Linked DNA regions of Homo sapiens: region 2 is linked to region 1. Evidence: chromatin loops called from intact Hi-C (ENCODE). Cell type or tissue: heart left ventricle. All regions are shown on one strand. Each heading gives the region's core, and the rest is flanking DNA. Links, peaks and the distances in the headings are about the cores only. Region 1 overlaps SNPH (syntaphilin). Region 2 holds the start of RAD21L1 (RAD21 cohesin complex component like 1).

Region 1 (9,538 bases), core at 488-8,487:
TAACCCACACAGAGGCCTGGGCGTCATCACAATTCTTCCCTTTCCGTCATTCCCTACAGCCTATCTCTTCTGGGGACCCTCAAGAGTCTACTTCCTAAATTTCTCTTGAAGCCACCTTTACTTCTGTCACCTCCTCACCTCCACTCTCATTTTAACCTCTATAGCCTTCGTTAAAACGTCGTCATCCCTGACCTGTCCTGGTGCTTCTCTTCATCTCTTCCCAGTCCATACTTGGCAGAGCTCGTACAGGGTTATCTTCTGTAATATAAATCTGACCTTGAGCCTTAGGCCTGCCTTGACCTTGAACTGTAAACCTGACTTTGACCTTAAATTTGATCAGAACTTTTTTCTGTAAGCTCAAAAGGCTTTTTTCTGCTGGCTCAGCCCTTCTCTCTACTCTCCCTATGCCCCTACACTGTGTGGTCTAGCAGTACCCAGCCCCCTGTAGCTCTCTTACTCTTCATGACTCTGTAAATGCTAACCCCTATTCCTGCACAGAATGTGGAATGCTCCTCCACAGGCAGCTCCTGGGTACCTGGAGAACAACTATGCACCTGTCCTCCAGAGCTCTGCTCAAGGGCACCAGCTTCTGAGTTCTGCAGAGAAGCCCCTCTCTCTTCTGCCCAACCCCTCAGTGACACGTGCTTCGATTATGGGACTATTGGCAGAGGAGGAAGTGGCACACAATAGACACTTGGTAAATATTGACTGAAACAGCCATGCCAGAGCTGCCACACAGATAGGAAATGCTGTAATTAGAAGGGGGAGTAGCTTTGGGAGGCTTGCTTTCAATCTGGGAGCTAGGCCATTTCTGAGCTTGGCCTCAGTTCCCCGCCTGCATTGCCATGGGGCAGAGGGTGGAGGGTGGAGGGTGGGGGTGAAGATACTTGCCACAGGGCCGGAGAGACATGGAAAAATCATCTTGGATGATTTGTATGTCTGAGCTTGAACACTTTGCCTTTTAAGGCTTTGGCTAAGTGCTGGTGGTTTGATCAAGTAGAAAACCCAGCTAATAGGTATACATTATGGGTAGGAGAAACAATAGGCAACCTAGCCCTTCGGGAAAGCAGTTTGGCAGCACATTCATACTTTTCGACCCTATAAATCCATTATCAGGGAACCAGCCTAAAGAAATAATTCTAAATATAGGAAAATAATTATTCACAAAGATACCTATTGTAACATTATTTTTGATAGAAAGTCTAAATGTTCAACAGAGAGGGAGGCTAAATGAACCATGACAGACCCATCAAATGGAATACTATGCAGCCCATAAAATACTTTTTATAAAGGATATGCCATATGGGCGATTCTTAAACTATGGTACATTTTGAAAATATACAAGTTATATTTTTGCCACGGCTATAACTGTGTAAACATAACAACCCCTTGCCCCCTAAAAATATCTGTGCTTAGAAAAAGGCCTGAGAAGGGGCAGCAATCAAATTAATCAGTGGTTTGAGTAGCAAAACTGGAACTGGAAGGCTTTTAAATGGGTATGTACTACTTTTACAACTATATTTAAAACTTAAAAATTACCCAGTTGGAGCTAAGGGAGCCCATTTTAGTTCAGTACCTTTCTGGTATAAGTTATTCATTTGTCTCTGGGCCTTGGTTTATAACATACGGGAAAGAAATTACTGTTCATCCAGCAGTGTGTGTGCCAGGCTCTTTGCATGCACCACTCAGTTCAGTCTTCACAACTGAAACCCCATTTTACAGATGAAGTTAAAGCTCGTGGTCAGCCCTATGCTAAGAACTAGGTTTCCAGCTTGATTCTGCCCTAGGACAAAGCCCCTGCTCTTTACATCCTATCAGGGGCCCCTAGGATGCCTGCTCTCGGGAAAGGGGAGTGAGAGGGACACCTGAGAGTGCTATGTCCACAGAGCCAGTGTAGGCTGAGCCTTTCCCCTGAGTTTATTTTACAAGGTCGGGGAGATCAGTGTTTGCCAGCAAGTGGGAAGAAGAGAGGCTTTAGCTGCATGCAGCCAGAGATGGTGCTCTCTGCTTTACCTCCCTGGCCCCACCAGCCTTTTCCTGAAAAGGATTTCCCCCTCAGCCCAAGTAGCCCATTCTTCTTACCTGACAGCTGGGAACCAACCAAAAGAACATTGCAAGGCTGCATTCTCAGCCTCCTTGTACATCCCAGTGCCCTGGATTCAGAGCCGTAAGCCTGGGGTTGCAGTCCTGGCCCCACTCCTGATTTACTGGGGGCCTTGGGCAAGTGCCACCCACCCCCACGCTGACCTCAGATCTTCTACCTATAAAATGAGACTCGACCAGAAAAGAGACTCCAAGCTCCAATGCCGTGCCACTAACAAACAACACAGACCAGTTATAAGAGCAAGAGCTCTGTTAAGAACTCTGACAGAAAGGAGCAACTTCTCAGTCTCAGACAATCACTGCCATGCAGGAATGCAGGCACAGAGCTGAAAGATCTTTTAATTTGTTTGAGACAAGCCAGAAAACATGGATTTTAAAAAAATATGAAATCTCTTAGTTTATAAATATCGACTGAATTGGAATACATATACATGCAGGTCTTTAAGCATGATACGGCCGTGGGCTGCCAGTTTGGAATCTCCGTAGTCACCTGTCTCTGAGCACCTTCCTACCCCGAAGGTAGGCACCTTCTGATACCTGGACTCCTGGTCTACAAACACTTGCTAGGGCCAGTGCTGGGCAGAATAGGACCCGGGGCTGTGATAGCAAGAAGGTCAATCTGCTGAGAAGGAGGAGAAGGCCCTAAGTTTGCTTTTCTGGACCCCCAGGCTCGCCTTTGCCCAATACTTAGCCTTCAAAGGCTCTGTCCAGCTACCTTCTAGAAATCCTATCCCAGCTGTGACATGCACCGTGTACCAAGGGCTTGCTGTATATGCTCAGCAGCACAACCTCCCTTCGTTGTCATGGCAGTGATTAACCTCATGTACACACAAGGAAATTGGTCCTGATACTGATGGGCCTGAGGGCACACAGCTCCCAGCTGAGCTCTTGCATATAGTCATTACAGCCCTTAGAGGGGACCCTCTGGTGCTATTTTTTCAAAGATGAATAAAACTCTTCCAGCTCATAACCTAGCAGGAGAGACAAGCTCACTAAATAGAACACTGTGTGTAGAAAGGACTATAATAATATAAACAAAGTACCACAAAGCTTTCTTCCCCCCCTTTTGTTGACTTGCTAAGAGGCCTACACTTACTTGGGTGGTGACATCAACCCAGATCAGTGCACACCCCCTTATTCATTCAGCAAAGATTTATTGAGGGCCTGTGGTGGCCTGACACTAGTCTAGGCATAAGGGACTAAATAAAGCATAAAATGGGCATCCATCCTTACCTCTCTGGAGCTTATATTCTAAAGACATAAAATAAATACATACATAAATATGTTAGCTGTTGCTAAGGACGGTGGAGAAAAACGAAGCATGGGAAGAAAGAGGAGTGCTGTAGGAGGAGGGGTTGTATTTTAAACACAGTGGTCAGAGAAGATTCACTGAGAGGGTGACCTTGGAGCAAAGACCTGAAGCAGGAGAGAGAATACACGGGGCAGAGATCTGGGAGAAGAGCATTCCAGGCAGAAGGAACAGCATGTGCAGAGGCCCTGATGAGGGGATGTGCAAGAAGGCAGGGTGGCTAGAGCAGAGTGAATGAGGGGGAGAGGTGATGAGGTCAAAGAGATAAGCGGGGGTCAGGGGAGGGATGCACAGAACTTTACATCAGCCGAAGAAAAGGCTTTAGCCTCTATTGAAAGGAAGGACCGTTGGAGGGGTTTTGAGTAGAGGAATGACCTGATCCAATTTGTGTTCTAAAAGGATCCCTTTGGCTGCTGGGCAGAGTTTGTAGGAGATAATGAGACCTGCATCATCCAGGAGAGAGATGGTGGCTTGGACCAGGGATGGAGCAGTGAAGATGCCGAAAGGTGTCAGATTCTGTGACTGTGTCGCCTCAGTTTCCTTATCTGTAAAATGCATACACTGTGCAGGGAATAAAAGCTGACAGGCTTTTCTGATAGACGTGAGAGTGTTGGCCTACCCGACTGGAATGATGGGATTGCCATTAACTGAAATGAGGGAAGCTGCAGAAAAACAGATTTTTAAGGCAAAATCAGAAATTCATATTTTGGATGTGTTAATTTTGAGATACTCTGTTAGACCAAAGTGGCGGTGTCCTGAAATCCTGTTGTTTGGTAGACAATGACCGGTTTAGGGTTTTTCTTTCCTTTTCTTTTTTTGCAAGTAGACTTAAGAAAGCATAAAATGAATCTGTAGTCAGGAACCTCTCAGATACAAACGAGTATAGTATTTCAGATTAAGATTTTGGACAGGGAGAAAGATGTAATATACATGAATAACATTGAGAATAAGAATATATTCAGGCGAATAAATAATTACTGCTATTTACGGAGTGCTGTCCCTATGCCAGGTCCTTGCTAGGCATTTCACACGTGTTATTGCTCATTGTGATTATACTCATGCACAACTGTAATTAGCCCCATTTGAGAGATAAGGAGAATGAGGCTTAGAGGAGTAAAGTGGCATTCCCACTGTCATAAAGATGGTGGGTGGTGGAGTTTGGAATTCAGAGTTCCAAATCCAGTCATATTGGATCTAAAATTCAGTTACATTTGATGTTCAAGCCGTGGTTTCTTTCTGTCGGGTTAGTCTGCCTGTCAGCAAAAGGGGAAAACTCGTTCTGAGATAGATAAAGGGTGGCCGGGTGCAGTGGCTCATGCCTGTAATCCCAGCACTTTGGGAGGCCAAGGCAGGTGGATCACAAGGTCAGGAGTTTGAGACCATCCTGGCCAATATGGTGAAACCCCGTCTCTACTAAAAATACAAAAATTAGCCAGGGGTGGTGGCAGGCACCTGTAGTCCCAGCTACTGGCTGAGGCAGGAGAATTGCTTGAACCCTGGAGGCGGAGGTTGCAGTGAGCCGAGATTGCGCCACTGCACTCTAGCCTGAGCGACAGAGCGAGACTCCATCTTAAAAAAAAAAAAAAAAAAAAAAAAGATAAAGGGCCTTTAAAATAGGACATAGTAGTTTGTAGAATCTCCCTTTTAAAACATTTTAGAATGCTTCACTTTGGCTAAATTAAGAGGTAGGGCAGCTTCTCCAGAGAAGGAAAACTTATTAGGAGAGGCATTTATTAATCACCCACCCTCTTCCAGCAAGTGTGAGCCACACTGGGCATTGTTGAGGCCCTGGATCTTATTGAAGGTGAAAGAATTCAGCATGGCATGGGAAGTACCACGGGGAATCAGGTGGACAGGGATCAGCTGCTGAGGACAGCAGGGCAGCTGCAGCTGGAGAGGGAGAAGGGAGCTGGGAGGAGAGATGAAGGAGCTGCTGTGAGATAGGCTCCTGGGCTAAAACAGGCACAGTTGGGTGCGCTGGGCTCCATGTCTCCCTGCTGAGCCCCTGGGAGCTGCAGGAAGATAGATGAACCTTGGCTTCCAACAGGAGCGGCATGCCTGGAACTGTTGGTGGGATTAGAATGAGCTGGCCCTGCTTCTATGGCTCCATTGTGGCCTTTGGCAAGTCTTCACTTTTCTATCTAGAAAATGTGGCAGTTGGGACTCGATTGTCATGAAATGCCAGGAGAGCAAGAGAGAGTGTGTGTGCACAAGTGACAGGGAGAGAATGCAAGTGCAAGAGACAGCGTGAGTGGTTTTATGTGGTTTCTTGTTTTGTATTACCAGGAACGAGGAAGCTCTCTGATCTCAGGCTGGGTGGGGGCTTTGTCTGTGGAAAGGGGCTGTCGTCGCAGGCAGAGCAGATGACATCTCCACATCCCTTTAGTCCTTTGGTCTGTGTGTTCCATGTGTTCTTCAGTCTGACATGAGCAAAGCACAGCACACACAGGGCAACTTTGGGGAGCTCTGAGGGCACCATCTTTCCTTGGGACCCACTTTGCCGACTCCCAGTGGACCATCATCTTGCCCTGCAGCCAACCCCATGCAAAAGTGTTCCTTTTAACATTCCTTTTAGGGAGATCTTTATTTCTCCCAAAGAACCAATTTTCTTCCTGCCCTCCCATAACCATGAGAACAATAAGACTGAGCATACTTTCCCTTTTGGCATCAGTGGCCAGGAAGCTTGGAATTGAATCTCAATGTCATTATTGCCACCATGTATTTGTGGTCAGCATGGATATTCCCTTCTTCCCTGGGCCTCTGTTTCAATGCATATTTTATTGCATGTCATTTATGAGCTGCCTTAAAATGGTCAGGACTTCTCCTGTCATACCCGTAGGCCTTCCTTCCAAGATTTCTTTACTTGAAAAGGTTCCCTTTGTTCTTTTTTTTTTCTTAATTTTTGCCCTGGTGAGGGCAAGGGTTGTGGTACAGAAGCTTCACTGATAGATTCAGGAGTCTAGCCCCAAGCCCAGGCTCTGTCCCTGACTTTCTGGGTAACCTCAGGCAACTAACATGCTTTTTCTGGGTTTCAGTTTCTTTCTCTATAGAATGATAGGTTGTGATGAGGTCTACTCCAGATCCTTTCCATTCTGATTCTGAGAGTGTGTTAGTCCCTGTTGGTACCTGGGGTAAATGCCAGGGGATTAGGCATTTACCTAATCTTACATCCAGGATCCAAAGAATCAAGGCAGAAATCTGGAAAAAATGAGAATTTTTAGGGATGGAAGTCTCACCATTTTCCTCATCCTGTGATGCTTTAGAGTTGGAAGCTTGGGAGAAGGGGGAAGGGAGAGAAGCCGGACTGAGGCTTGACAGCTCTATCAGTCAGGAAGCCCAGGGAAGCATATGCTGTGGCCAAGGTTGCTGAAGGGCCTCCATCTGCCAGGAGCCACTAGCCAGGCAGCCACCAAGCTGGGGCTGGCACCACTGCCCCTCCGTTCCTCACATTTCTCCATGGGTGTCTGCAGAGGGGCAGCCGTGGAGCAGCTGGGATGGTGGAAGCATGGGAACCAGTGTTCCCCCTACTACTCCCTACCCAGACGGGAGGCCTGCCAGACATTGCCCTGGAAAGCCAGCCCAGGTCACTTGGCCTAGCAGAGTTTGCCAGTCATTTCAGAGTCACTCATGCCTGGGCCTGCTGATGTCCGCTGAGGTGATAAAGCAAGAATTATTTCTGAAGAAGGGAAAAAGAGAGATCTCCTTCGACAGGTAATAGTGATAGCAAGAAATGTTCAGTCCTCTAATTTCCCAAGAACTACCCCCATCCCTCCATTCATTACCTTGGTTGGATCCCAAAGAGACAGCAGGGCCAGGAAGGTGGCGCCTTCCTGAGTGAATGCATGAGACAGCTGAGACGAACAGAGGTCAAAGACCCAAGGTCACCAAGATGGACGATGTGATATGGCTCAGAGGAGCTGAGGGTCTCTCAGTGGTGGGCTTGCACAGCAGCTGGGCTGCTGGGTGGGACGCAGCAGTTGTTGGAAGAGGAAAGAGCAGTGCTCCTCATGGAAAGGGCTTCTCCTTTGCCTGCGAGGCTGATTCTTAGAGGAACAGGGAAAGTCACTAGTTAGGGAGAAGGCACATGAGGAATTTCTTTTTCTTTTTTTCTTTTTTTTTTTGAGATGGAGTCTCCACTCTGTCGCCCAGGCTGGAGTGCAATGTCGTGATCTCGGCTGACTACAACCTCTGCCTCCCAGGCTCAAGATATTCTCCTGTCTCAGCATCCCGAGTAACTGAGATTACAGGCACCCACCACCTCGTCCAGCTAATTTTTCTATTTTTAATAGAGACAGGTTTTTGCCATGTTGGCCAGGCTGGTCTTGAAATCCTGACCTCAGGTGATCCGCCCACCTCGGCCTCCCAAAGTGCTGGGATTACAGGTGTGAGCCACCGTGTCTGGCCAAGAATTTCTTTTTAAACGACTCTCTGTAGTATGCTTACCTCTTATGTCTGTGATGCCCTGCTTTTATGGAAGTATGACCAGCCCAAAATGCAGGTATATACCTGCTCATCTCCATTGTGGTATCTTAGAGTCTCATGGAAAAGTAGGTTTTTTCTTTTATGCAGCAGAATGATAAGTGTCCCAGGTCTACTGTATTATGAGACCTTCATGATGCAGTAGAAATGCAGGTGCCCATGACCTGGAAATCCAGGGTCCAGCCCTTGGTGACTCTTGTAACCTCTGAGGCTTCAGGTTTCCCATAGATCAGATGGACTAGTCTCTACCTGGCCTCCCTCTATGGGGAATTTGTGTGAGGATTCAACGAAGTTGTGAATATGCAAGAGCTTTAGGGGCAGCCTCAGCTACCAGTCTCCTCCAGGCTGACCCAAAGTCTAGGGAAGCATCCTGGGCCCAGCTACCTGAAGTCAGGTAGAGGGGGGGCACTGGCTCTTGCTCCCCTTCTGCTGCAACTTGCTGAGCCATTCTGGAAGAGTCTCTACCCCTTTCTGGACCATGCCTGTCTTTTTATTAATGCAACGGTTCATTTAAATACACACACACACACACACACACACACACACACACACACACACACAATGGAGTCAGGGGCATGGTGGCTCACACCTGTAATCCCAGCAACTCAGGAGGTGACGCTGGTGGATGGCTTGAGGCCAGGAGATTGAGACCACCAAGAGCAACATAGTGAGACCCCACCTTTAAAAAAAGTAAAAAATAGATTAGCCAGGTGAGGTGGCTACTGGAAAGGCTGAGGCAGAAGGATCGCATGAGCTCAGGAGTTTGAGGCTGCAGTGAGCTATGATTTTGTCACTGCACTCCAAGCCTAGGTGACAGAGTAAGACCCTGGCTCTAAAAAAAAATTAAATATATATCACATGTATTTTTAAAAATTTGTTTTTTATTGAGATATAATTTACATTCCATAAAATTTATCCTTTTAATAGCCAGATGCAGTGGCTCACACCTGTAATCCCAGCACTTTGGGAGCAGGGAGGCCAAGGTGGGTGGATTGCTTGAGGCCAGGGGTTCAAGACCAACCTGGCCAATATGGAGAAACCCCATCTCTACTAAAATATACAAAAATTAGCCAGGTGTGGTTGTGCGTGCCTGTAATCCCAGCTACTCGATAGGGTGAGTCATGAGAATCACTTGAACCCGGGAGGCGGAGGTTGCAGTGAGCTGAGATCGTGCCACTGCACTCTAGCCTGGGCGACACAGTGAGACTCTGTCTCAAAAAAAAAAAAATTAAGTTTTTAAAATGTACAATTCAGGGATTTTAGGATACTCACAAAATTATATAACCATCACCACTAGCTACTTCTAAAACGTTTTTTATCTTCCCAAAAAAGAAACTCCATTCCCATTACCAGTCATTCCCTGTTCCTTCTTCCCTTCCAGTGTGTTTTCTGTCTGTGTGCATTTGCCTGTGCTGGATATTTCATATAAATGGAATCATGCAATATGCGGCCTTTCGTATCTGGCTTCTTTCATTTAGCATAATGTTGTCAAGGTTCATCTGTGTTGTAGCATGGATCAGTAATACTTCATTCCTTTTATAGCTAAATATTCCATTGCATAGACGCATCACATTTTGTTTATCCATTCTTCTATTGGTGGACATTTGGGTTATTTCCACCTCTTAGCTATTAAGAATAGTGCTACTG
Region 2 (9,375 bases), core at 1,376-9,375, 59 kb before region 1:
CTGCTCAGCAAAATAAAAGAGGACACAAACAAATGAAACATTCCATGCTTATGGATAGGAAGAATCAATATTGTGAAAATGGCCACACTGCCCAAGGTAATTTATAGATTCAATGCCTTCCCCATCAAGCTACCAATGACTTTCTTTCTTTTTCTTTCTTTCTCTTTCTTTCTTTCTTTCTTTCTTTCTTTCTTTCTTTCTTTCTTTCTTTCTTTCTTCTTTCTTTCTTTCTTTTTCTTTCTCTTTCTTTCTTTCCTTCCTTCCTTCCTTCTTTCTTTCTTTTTCTTTTTTTGATGGAGTCTCGCTCTGTTGCCCAGGCTGGAGTGCAGTGGCGCCATCTCAGTTCACTGCAAGCTCCGCCTCCTGGGTTCACACCATTCTCCTGCCTCAGCCTCCCGAGTAGCTGGGACTACAGGCGCCCGCCACCACGCCTGGCTAATTTTTTGTATTTTTAATAAAGACGGGGTTTCACCATGTTAGCCAGGATGGTCTCAATCTCCTGACCTTGTGATCCACCTGCTTCGGCCTCCCAAAGTGCTGGGATTACAGGTGTGAGCCACTGCGCCCAGCCTGACTTTCTTCACAGAATTGGAAAAAACTACTTTAAAGTTCACATGGAACCAAAAAAGAGCCCACATTGCCAAGACAATCCTAAGCCAAAAGAACAAAGCTGGAGGCGTCACGCTACCTAACTTCAAACTATACTACAAGGCTACAGTAACCAAAACAGCATGGTACTGGTACCGAAACAGAGATATAGACCAATGGAACAGAACAGAGCCCTCAGAAATAATACCACACATCTACAACCATCTCATCTTTGACAAACCTGACAAAAACAAGAAATGAGGAAAGGATTCCCTATTTAATAAATGGTGCTGGGAAAACTGGCTAGCCATATGTAGAAAGCTGAAACTGCATCCCTTCCTTACACTTTATACAAAAATCAGTTCAAGATGGATTAAAGACTTAAATGTTAGACCTAAAACCATAAAAACCCTAGAAGAAAACCTAGGCAATACCATTCAGGACATAGGCATGGACAAGGACTTCATGACTAAAACACCAAAAGCCATGGCAACAAAAGCCAAAATTGACAAATGGGATCTAATTAAACTAAAGAGCTTCTGCACAGCAAAAGAAACTACCATCAGAGTGAACAGGCAACCTACAGAATGAGAAAAAATTTTTACAATCTACCCATTTGACAAAGGGCTAATATCCAGAATCTACAAAGAACTTAAACAAATTTACAAGAAAAAATCAAACAACCCCATCAAAAAGTGGGCGAAGGATATGAACAGACACTTCTCAAAAGAAGACATTTATGCAGCCAACAGACACATGAAAAAATGCTCATCATCACTGGCCATCAGAGAAATGCAAATCAAAACCGCAATGAGATACCATCTCACACCAGTTAGAATGGCCATCATTAAAAAGTCAGAAAACAACAGGTGCTAGAGAGGATGTGGAGAAAGGAACGCTTTTACACCGTTGGTAGGACTGTAAACTAGTTCAACCATTGTGGAAGACAGTGTGGCAATTCCTCAGGGATCTAGAACTAGAAATACCATTTGATCGAGCCATACCATTACTGGGCATACACCCAAAGGATTATAAATCATGCTGCTATAAAGACACATGCACACATATGTTTATTGCGGCACTATTCACAATAGCAAAGACTTGGAACCAACCCAAATGTCCATCAATGATAGACTGGATTAAGAAAATGTGGTACATATACACCATGGAATACTATGCAGCCATAAAAAGGAAGAGTTCATGTCCTTTATAGGGACATGGATGAAGCTGGAAACCATCATTCTGAGCAAACTATCGCAAGGACAGAAAACCAAACACCACATGTTCTCACTCATAGGTGGGAATTGAACAATGAGAACACATGGACACAGGGTAGGGAACATCACACACCGGGGCCTGCTGGGGGGTGGGGGGAGGGGGGAGGGATAGCATTAGGAGATATACCTAATGTAGGCTGGGCGAGGTGGCTCACGCCTGTAATCCCAGCACTTTGGGAGGCCGAGGCCGGTGGATCACCTGAGGTCGGGAGTTCAAGACCAGCCTGACCAACAGGGAGAAACCCCGTCTCTATTTAAAAAAAACACACAAAATTAGGTGGGCGTCGTGGCACATGCCTGTAATCCCAGCTACTCCGGAGGCTGAGGTAGGAGAATGGCTTGAACCCAGGAGGCAGAGGTTGCTGTGAGCTGAGATTGCACCATTGCACTCCAGCCTGGGCAACAAGAGCGAAACTCCATCTCAAAAAAAAAGGAGATATACCTAATGTAAATGACAAGTTGATGGGTGCAGCACACCAACATGGCACATACATACTTACGTAACAAACCTGCACGTTGTGCACATGTACCCTAGAACTTAAAGTAAAATTAAAAAAAAAAAGAAGAAGATTCACCCTTCTTACCCTGACCCCTTGTCTTGTATGCAATAAATATCAGCAAGCCCAGCCATTCGGGGCCACTACCAGTCTCCGCATCTTGATGGTAGTGGTCGCCCGGGCCCAACTGTTTTCTCTTTATCTCTTTGTCTTGTGTCTTTATTTATTACAATCTCTCCTCTCCACACACGGGGAGAACACCCGCTAAGCCCTGTAGGGCTGGACCCTACAGCTGGTAATAGGATTTGATCTATATTTTGAGACAGAGTCTCTCTGTTGCCCAGGCTGGAGTGCAGGGGCGCAAACTTGGCTCACTGCAATCTCTGCCTCCTCGGTTCAAGCGATTTTCCTGCCTCAACCTCCCGAGTAGCTGGGATTACAGGCACCCACCACCACTCCTGGCTAATTTTTGTATTTTCAGTGGAGACGGGGTTTCGCCGTGTTGGCCAGGCTGGTCTGGAACTCCTGGCCTCAGGTGATCCGCCTGCCTTGGCCTCCCAAAGTGCTGGGATTACAGGCGTGAGCCACCACACCTGGCCATGATCTATATTTTTCAAAGACCCCTCTGGCTTCAGTGTAGAGCAGCAGTCTCCAACCTATTTGGCACCAGGGACCAGTTTTGTGGAAGACAATTATTCCACGAGCCGAGTGGGCGGGGGGTCATGAGATTCTCGTGAGGAGCGGGCAACCTAGATCCCTCGCATGTGCAGTTCCCAATAGGTTTCGCGCTCCTGTGAGAATCTAATGCGCGGCTGATGTGACAGGAGGCGAAGCTCAGGCGGTGAGGCTCCCTCGTCCACTGTTCACCTCCTGCTGTGCGGCCCTGTTCCCACCCGGGGTTGGGAACCCCTGGTGTAGAGAATGGGCTTTAGGGAGGTGAGTGACAGGAAGGAGACCGCTCAGGAGGTTGGAGCTTTTCCAGGAGAGAGGTGGCTTAGACTAGGGTGGAGTCGGTGGAGATCTTGAGAAGGGGTAGATGAAAGTCATATTTGAAGGTGGAGTGATGGGCTTGCTGATGGGCTGGCATTGAAGTAGACATGAGGGTGGCACCAAGGGTGTCTCCCAGACATCCTCTTGAATGGTTGCCGTGACATCATTTCCTGAGGTCGGAAATTGGGAGCTAAACTTCAATTTGAATTCAATTTGAATCCTGTCTCTACAATTCCCAACCACGTGACCCTAGACAGGTTGCTATTTTTTCTCCAGCCCTTTCCTTATTCAAAAGGGGAAAACCAGTAACTACTTTTGTGAGATTGTTTGAAGAGTCAATGAGACAACCCATGAAAATGCCCAGCCAGGAGCCTGAACCTTATCAATAACCTTATATTGGATGCCATTGCCGCTCCAAGATTTATTAGTATTTACTATCAAACTCAAGAGAGGAAACCAGCCTTGCATCCTGATGCTCTTGCAGGATTTTTCTCAGGTTCTAGCACTTGGCCTTGACTACTGAGAACTGTGATATTCCAGGCTGGAAAATATTTGCTGTCCCCAAAGGGCAGGTCAATGTGAATAATCTTTTTAATAATAACAATAATAATAATAGCTAATATTTGTAGAGCACTTATTATTGCTTGGCTCTTTTCATGGTTCATTTTATTTATTTCTTACAATATCCTACGGCGCGAGTACTTTTATTATTTTCACTTTACAGATGAGAAAATCTGAGGTTCAAGGGATTAAAGAATTTCTCCAGTGACCTCCAGCTATAAGTGGAAGAGAAGAGACTGGACTGCATCATAGGGATGTTCAGAGATCAGCCAGAAAGATCACCTTTCACAACAGGACTATGGGGCCCAGGCCCCATCCCTGTCATGCCCCTGCTCAGGTGTCTCAGGTCCGAGCGCCAGGACAAAGCCGGAGACTGCGCACTAGGACCGGTGCGCCTTGCTCACTGTCTGACTCTATCCCTCCTGCCCCGTCCACTGTCCCCACCAACGCCCTGCGCCCTCGTCCCTCTCAGTCCCGGTCCTCTCCACTCTAGCGCACTGCCCTACTCTGTCCGTACCCCCAGCCGCCGCCGCCGCCGCCGCGCCCAGTCCCTCGGTCGCTGGCCCGCCCTTCCCCGCCCCCTGCCCCCGGTCCCTCAGCCACTGCCCCGCCCCGCCCGTCCATACCCCTCCACGCCCCTCCCCATGTCCTGCCCGTCCCTCTCCATCCCCTGCACGCCCCGCCCCTCGCCCACTGCCCCGCCCCATCCCCTGTCAGTCCCGTCCATCGCCCACTGCCCCGCCCCGTCTCCTGCACGCCCCGCCCCGTCCCCTGCACGCCCCGCCCTCGCCCACTGCCCCGCCCCGTCCCCTGCACGCCCCGCCCCTCGCCCACTGCTCCGCCCCGTCCCCTGCACGCCCCGCCCTCGCCCACTGCCCCGCCTTCTCCACGCCCCGCCCCTCCCCGCCCCGCGCCTGCCGCGCATTGCAGACGCCCAGCGGCGCCAAGAACCCGGCCAAGCTGACTTGGCGACTCCTCGCAGCCCCTGCTCTGGCACGCCACACCTCAGACGAGGCTTTGAAAGTAGGGCGCAGCCTGAGAGGCCGGCCGGACCCCGAGTGCTGTAGGCGGGCTGGGAGATGGGGGCCGCCGCCACCCACATTCCCACACGCACCCGGCGCCGGCGCCTCACGCCGTGTTAGCTCGCGGCGCCAAGCCCGGAGGGTCCCGCCTGAGGAAGAAAGGTCGTCGCCCGCAGCCCAGCTGGGGCTGGAGGCGCGACCCGGGGTCTCCTCGCCCGCACGCGGAAGAAAATGGGCGCTGTGGCCTCAGTTTCCCTCTGTGAGCACCCGGCCCGGAACTCTGAGGAGTCGTCTGTGGAGGAGCCTTTGGCGTCCCCCTGCCCCTGAGCGTGGCCGTCAGCTCTTCCCAGCCCCTGCACTTTGCTTTCCCCTCCCTCACGCCCGGAAGGGTCTCGCCCTGCCCGGCTCAGCCCTCTCTCCCCACGCCCCTCTCCCAGGGTCCCCGCCCGGTCCCCTTCCGACCCCTTCCTCCCTCCCTTCGCTCCCTCCCCGCCACCGCCGCCACCCTGCCCTTTGCGGGCCGGTTTCCACGGAGTGGCCCCATCCCGGTGGCTTCACGTTGCACGAAGTCAGTTCAATCTGGAGACTGAAAAAGCCTCCGGGACGTGGGGCGGGAGGGTGCGGGGGGAGTTTGTGTGCGTATTTTGTGGGGAGGGGAAAAAGGTTAGGTAATATGTGCTCGGGAAAATCAATGTCTCAGGAATAGCAAATCTCAGGGTTTGGGTTTTTTCTTTGTTTGTTTTCTCTTTTAAGAAGTCCATCACTTAAAAAGTACATTTGATTTTTTTGAGACGGAGTCGCCCTCTGTCGCCCAGGCTGGAGTGCAGTAGGGCGATCGCGGCTCATTGCAGCCTCCGTCTCCCGGGTTCGAGCGATTCTCCTGCCTCAGCCTCCCAAGTAGCTGGGATTACAGACGCCCGCCACCGTGCCTGGCTACTTTTTGTACTTTTAGTAGAGACGGGGTTTCACCATGTTGGCCAGGCTGGTCTCCAGTTCCTGGCATCAAAGTGATCCGCCCGCCTCAGCCTCCCACAGTGCTGGGATTACAGGCGTGAGCCACTGCGCCAGGCCAAAAAGTACATTTTAAAAGTACCTCACACCACTGGGAGCCATTTAAAAAGATAAATAGGAATTTATTCCGAGAGAGCGAAACACACAGACTAAAAAGGAAAGTAGTGGAACCAGCGCAAGGTACAAGCCATATGCATTAAAATCTCCAGCTGCCCCGTAGGGGAACATGGTTTGGCGGATTGCGTCACCTTTAGTTGGGGCATAATGATTGAATTCTTGCGGTACAAATAGACACTGATGGAAGTTTACCTAAGTTTTTAATTCTTTCGCCGACTTTGTGTTCGTCTTGGCTCAGTTTTCTCTTTTATCAGTATCTTAAGTAGAAAAGAAGCAAAAAGAAGCTTCCATAGTGGCAGTGTAAGATTACTTATATGTAAGCAATAATTTGATTCTTCCCTAGAAGTCAACCAAAGTGCTATAACATCCCTTCTCATCTTTAGCTTAGTGATAGAGCCCTATGGTGTTACCAAGAATAGTACAGTTTGTAAAAATGTGCATTAATTCCTTCTCTTTGTTTTAAGTGAAGGTTTTCTTTTATCGTTCTTATTTCAAAACATTTAAATTTGATTCGTGTTTCTTCCCTTGCCTTCTAATTATTTTCTTATAGTTTCTTGTTTTCTTCATTTTTCCACTTTATGGAATGGAAACTCCACTCCACTCCACTTTTTGGAGTCCCGTGATTTTAACTTCAAAAATTAAAATATTGTTGAATAAACCAGAGTATCTTGAAGAGGGCAATGAAATTCAACACCTGCGTATAAATCAATAATCCAATCCTTCTTAAATTATTAAGTTTTAGAAAAGAGGTGCCCTGTATTAGCTTTTCTTGGTTTTGTCTACCTTTTCCTATTCTTGTTTCTTATTTCCATATCTTATATTTTCAGCCTTCCTCCTTTATTTGACCATGTTAGTAAGAAGAGAACTCAAATCCTTTTTTGGATAAAATAAGTGACATGTATGAAGAAATCATTAATCAGGATGCATTTAAGCCCGGTGTAGAGGTGTAGTTCACAATTTACTAGAGCTTTGTCATTAGGTTATAATTTTATATTCTAAATAAGTTTCTCTTATTTACAAGAGAATAAATTGTATTGAATAATTGAATTAGAACATAATCTGAATGTTATTTTGTAGAATTAATACATATTTTTCTTATAGCAATAAAAAGTTTTTGTAATAAAATTTTAAATTTCTTTTCGTGTTCTCTCTAGTTTGTTAAATACAAGTAAGGAACACAGGCAACATGTTCTACACACATGTGCTTATGAGTAAACGAGGGCCATTGGCCAAAATATGGCTTGCAGCTCACTGGGAGAAGAAACTCACAAAGGCCCATGTATTTGAATGTAATCTAGAGATAACCATTGAAAAAATTCTTTCACCCAAGGTATGTTACTGATTAAAATGATAGCTTGTATTTATCATGACTTTGGAGGAGGAAAGACATTAAGATACACTTATATCATGAAATACATTTTCAAGGAAGTTTTACTTGTCAAATGGTCTTTCCTTTAATTCCTATAGCATTTAGTGTTATAACAAACCTATTGGTTTCTGTTGGTAATTAACTTTTTCATATGTCTATCATAGATAGATTGGACCCTAAGGGACAAAGGCCATATTTTATGCGTATTCATATTCCTTTCTTATTCACTAACAAAATACAGTTGACATAGTAAGTACTTAATAAGCATCTCTTAGAAAATAATGAACAAATGGGGAGGATAGAAAGAGGACTGGTTATAAATCCAAAAATATGTGAAAATGTGTCATAAACAGTAAAGTACTATGTTCATTATAAAACATTAAAACAGTGATTAGAATTTGCATTACAGCATTTAATATTGTTTTAAGTTAAGTATTTTTCAACTTTAGAGAAGGACAAATTGAAAGCCTATGGTGTGTTAGGCACTGGGCTGGACTTTATGCCTATAAGTCTATTTAATCTTTACAACAACCCTATGAGGTTGGCTTTTCTTAGCTTCTGTGAACTGTAGTTAGCATGTTTTGAGTTGGTCAAATTTATATTTAATTATTGCTTTATCACTTAATATGTTACTTTGGGCATCCTACTTAAAATATCTGAGTCTCAGTTTTTTCTTCTGTAAATAGAGGTTGTTGTCAAAATTAAATAAATTAGTGTATCAAAAGCTCTTAGGACAATGCCTGGCATAAAATAAGTATATAATAAATTGTAGGGAGGCTGAGGCAGGAGAATTGCTTGAACCCGGGAGGCGGAGGTTGCAGTGAGCCAAGATTGCGCCACTGCACTCCAGCCTGGGTGACAGAGCGAGACTCCGTCTCCAAAAAAACAATAATAATAAAAAAATAAGCTGTAGCCATTTTTATTAAACTGAAGTTCAGGAAGGTTAAGTGACAGCCTCAGCAACTGAACCAAGACCTGAACCCAATTCTGACTACAGAGTTTATATTCCTCTCATAATACCAATAATAGTATACTTTACTTAAATGCCATATTAGATTAACTTCCTTGAATAAGAATAAAAAAATCATTTTGCAAGGTAAGGTAAAAAGTGATATACTTTAACTAAGAATACAAAATATCTGCTTTTTTAAGAGAACCAATTCTTACGATGTCAGTAACTTTCAAAGAATAGGATTTATGAACCTAATCTTTACTCTTCTAATACTTCAAAAATTATTGAAAGGTGAAAATAGCACTTCGAACTTCAGGACACCTTCTTTTGGGAGTTGTTCGAATCTATAACAGGAAGGCAAAATATCTTTTGGCAGATTGCAGTGAAGCATTTCTTAAAATGAAGATGACATTTTGCCCAGGTATACATGTAATATTGATTTGTCTCCTTCTTGGTTCCCTTTTGCATTTTAATTGGGGGTGGGATCTTTTAATATACTTCAGGCTAGTATGGTGAATGTAAACTTAGTTTTGAATGAATCTAAGTTTCCATGGTTGAGGATAAATTGTATTCATTTCCTTGCTCTTTTTCTATACCTGCAGGAAAAGGTTATGCTTTCCAAAACTTGTAATGTTCCTGCATATTTATGGAAGACATATACTTAAAGCCACTACACTTGCATAAGAAACTCTGATATTCTGTTTTTAATGGGTCATTTAGTTTGTCGTGCCTGTTTTTGCCTTTATAAGAGAAATTAGAAATAGTGTGATTGACAAAACAGAGATATCAGTAATTGTTTTCAGAATTCTCAAGATTCCAAGCAGCTTGCTATTTATGACATATCAAAAATTCCTAAGCATTCCAAAGTGCCAGAGATTTACATATGTCATAAATATAATACCTTCAAAATTTATATACCATCTGTTTCACTTTGAAGACATTTTTTATTTTCTACCTTGTATTATGGCTACTTAGGTATGGATCTTGCCTC

The links. A loop is a pair of places that touch in the nucleus more often than their neighbours do. Peaks named below come from ENCODE experiments on the same cell type or tissue, not always from the same donor. Only the 100,000 strongest peaks of a DNase experiment are listed, where the experiment ranks them.
Region 2: it touches region 1 in a loop (2.3-fold over the local background); 2 of 110 quality-filtered maps call a loop at or near these places.

Annotation. Positions count from the first base shown.
Region 1 is chr20:1,281,106-1,290,643 of GRCh38, forward strand. All of the region lies in intron 2 of SNPH (syntaphilin), which reads left to right. Among named protein-coding and RNA genes, the nearest start is that of SNPH, 20 kb to the left of the region's middle. In heart left ventricle, for the core only: no CTCF peak of the experiment used is centred there; no DNase peak of the experiment used is centred there; H3K27ac peaks cover 485 bases.
Region 2 is chr20:1,221,205-1,230,579 of GRCh38, forward strand. RAD21L1 (RAD21 cohesin complex component like 1) reads left to right here and starts at 4,840. Exons shown (of 14, transcript NM_001384355.1): 1 at 4,840-4,936; 2 at 7,218-7,393; 3 at 8,676-8,805. The coding sequence starts at 7,250. RefSeq lists a silencer at 5,052-5,101. In heart left ventricle, for the core only: a CTCF peak has its summit at 5,743; DNase peaks (open chromatin) are centred at 4,707, 5,427 and 5,787; H3K4me3 peaks cover 1,875 bases; H3K27me3 peaks cover 3,763 bases.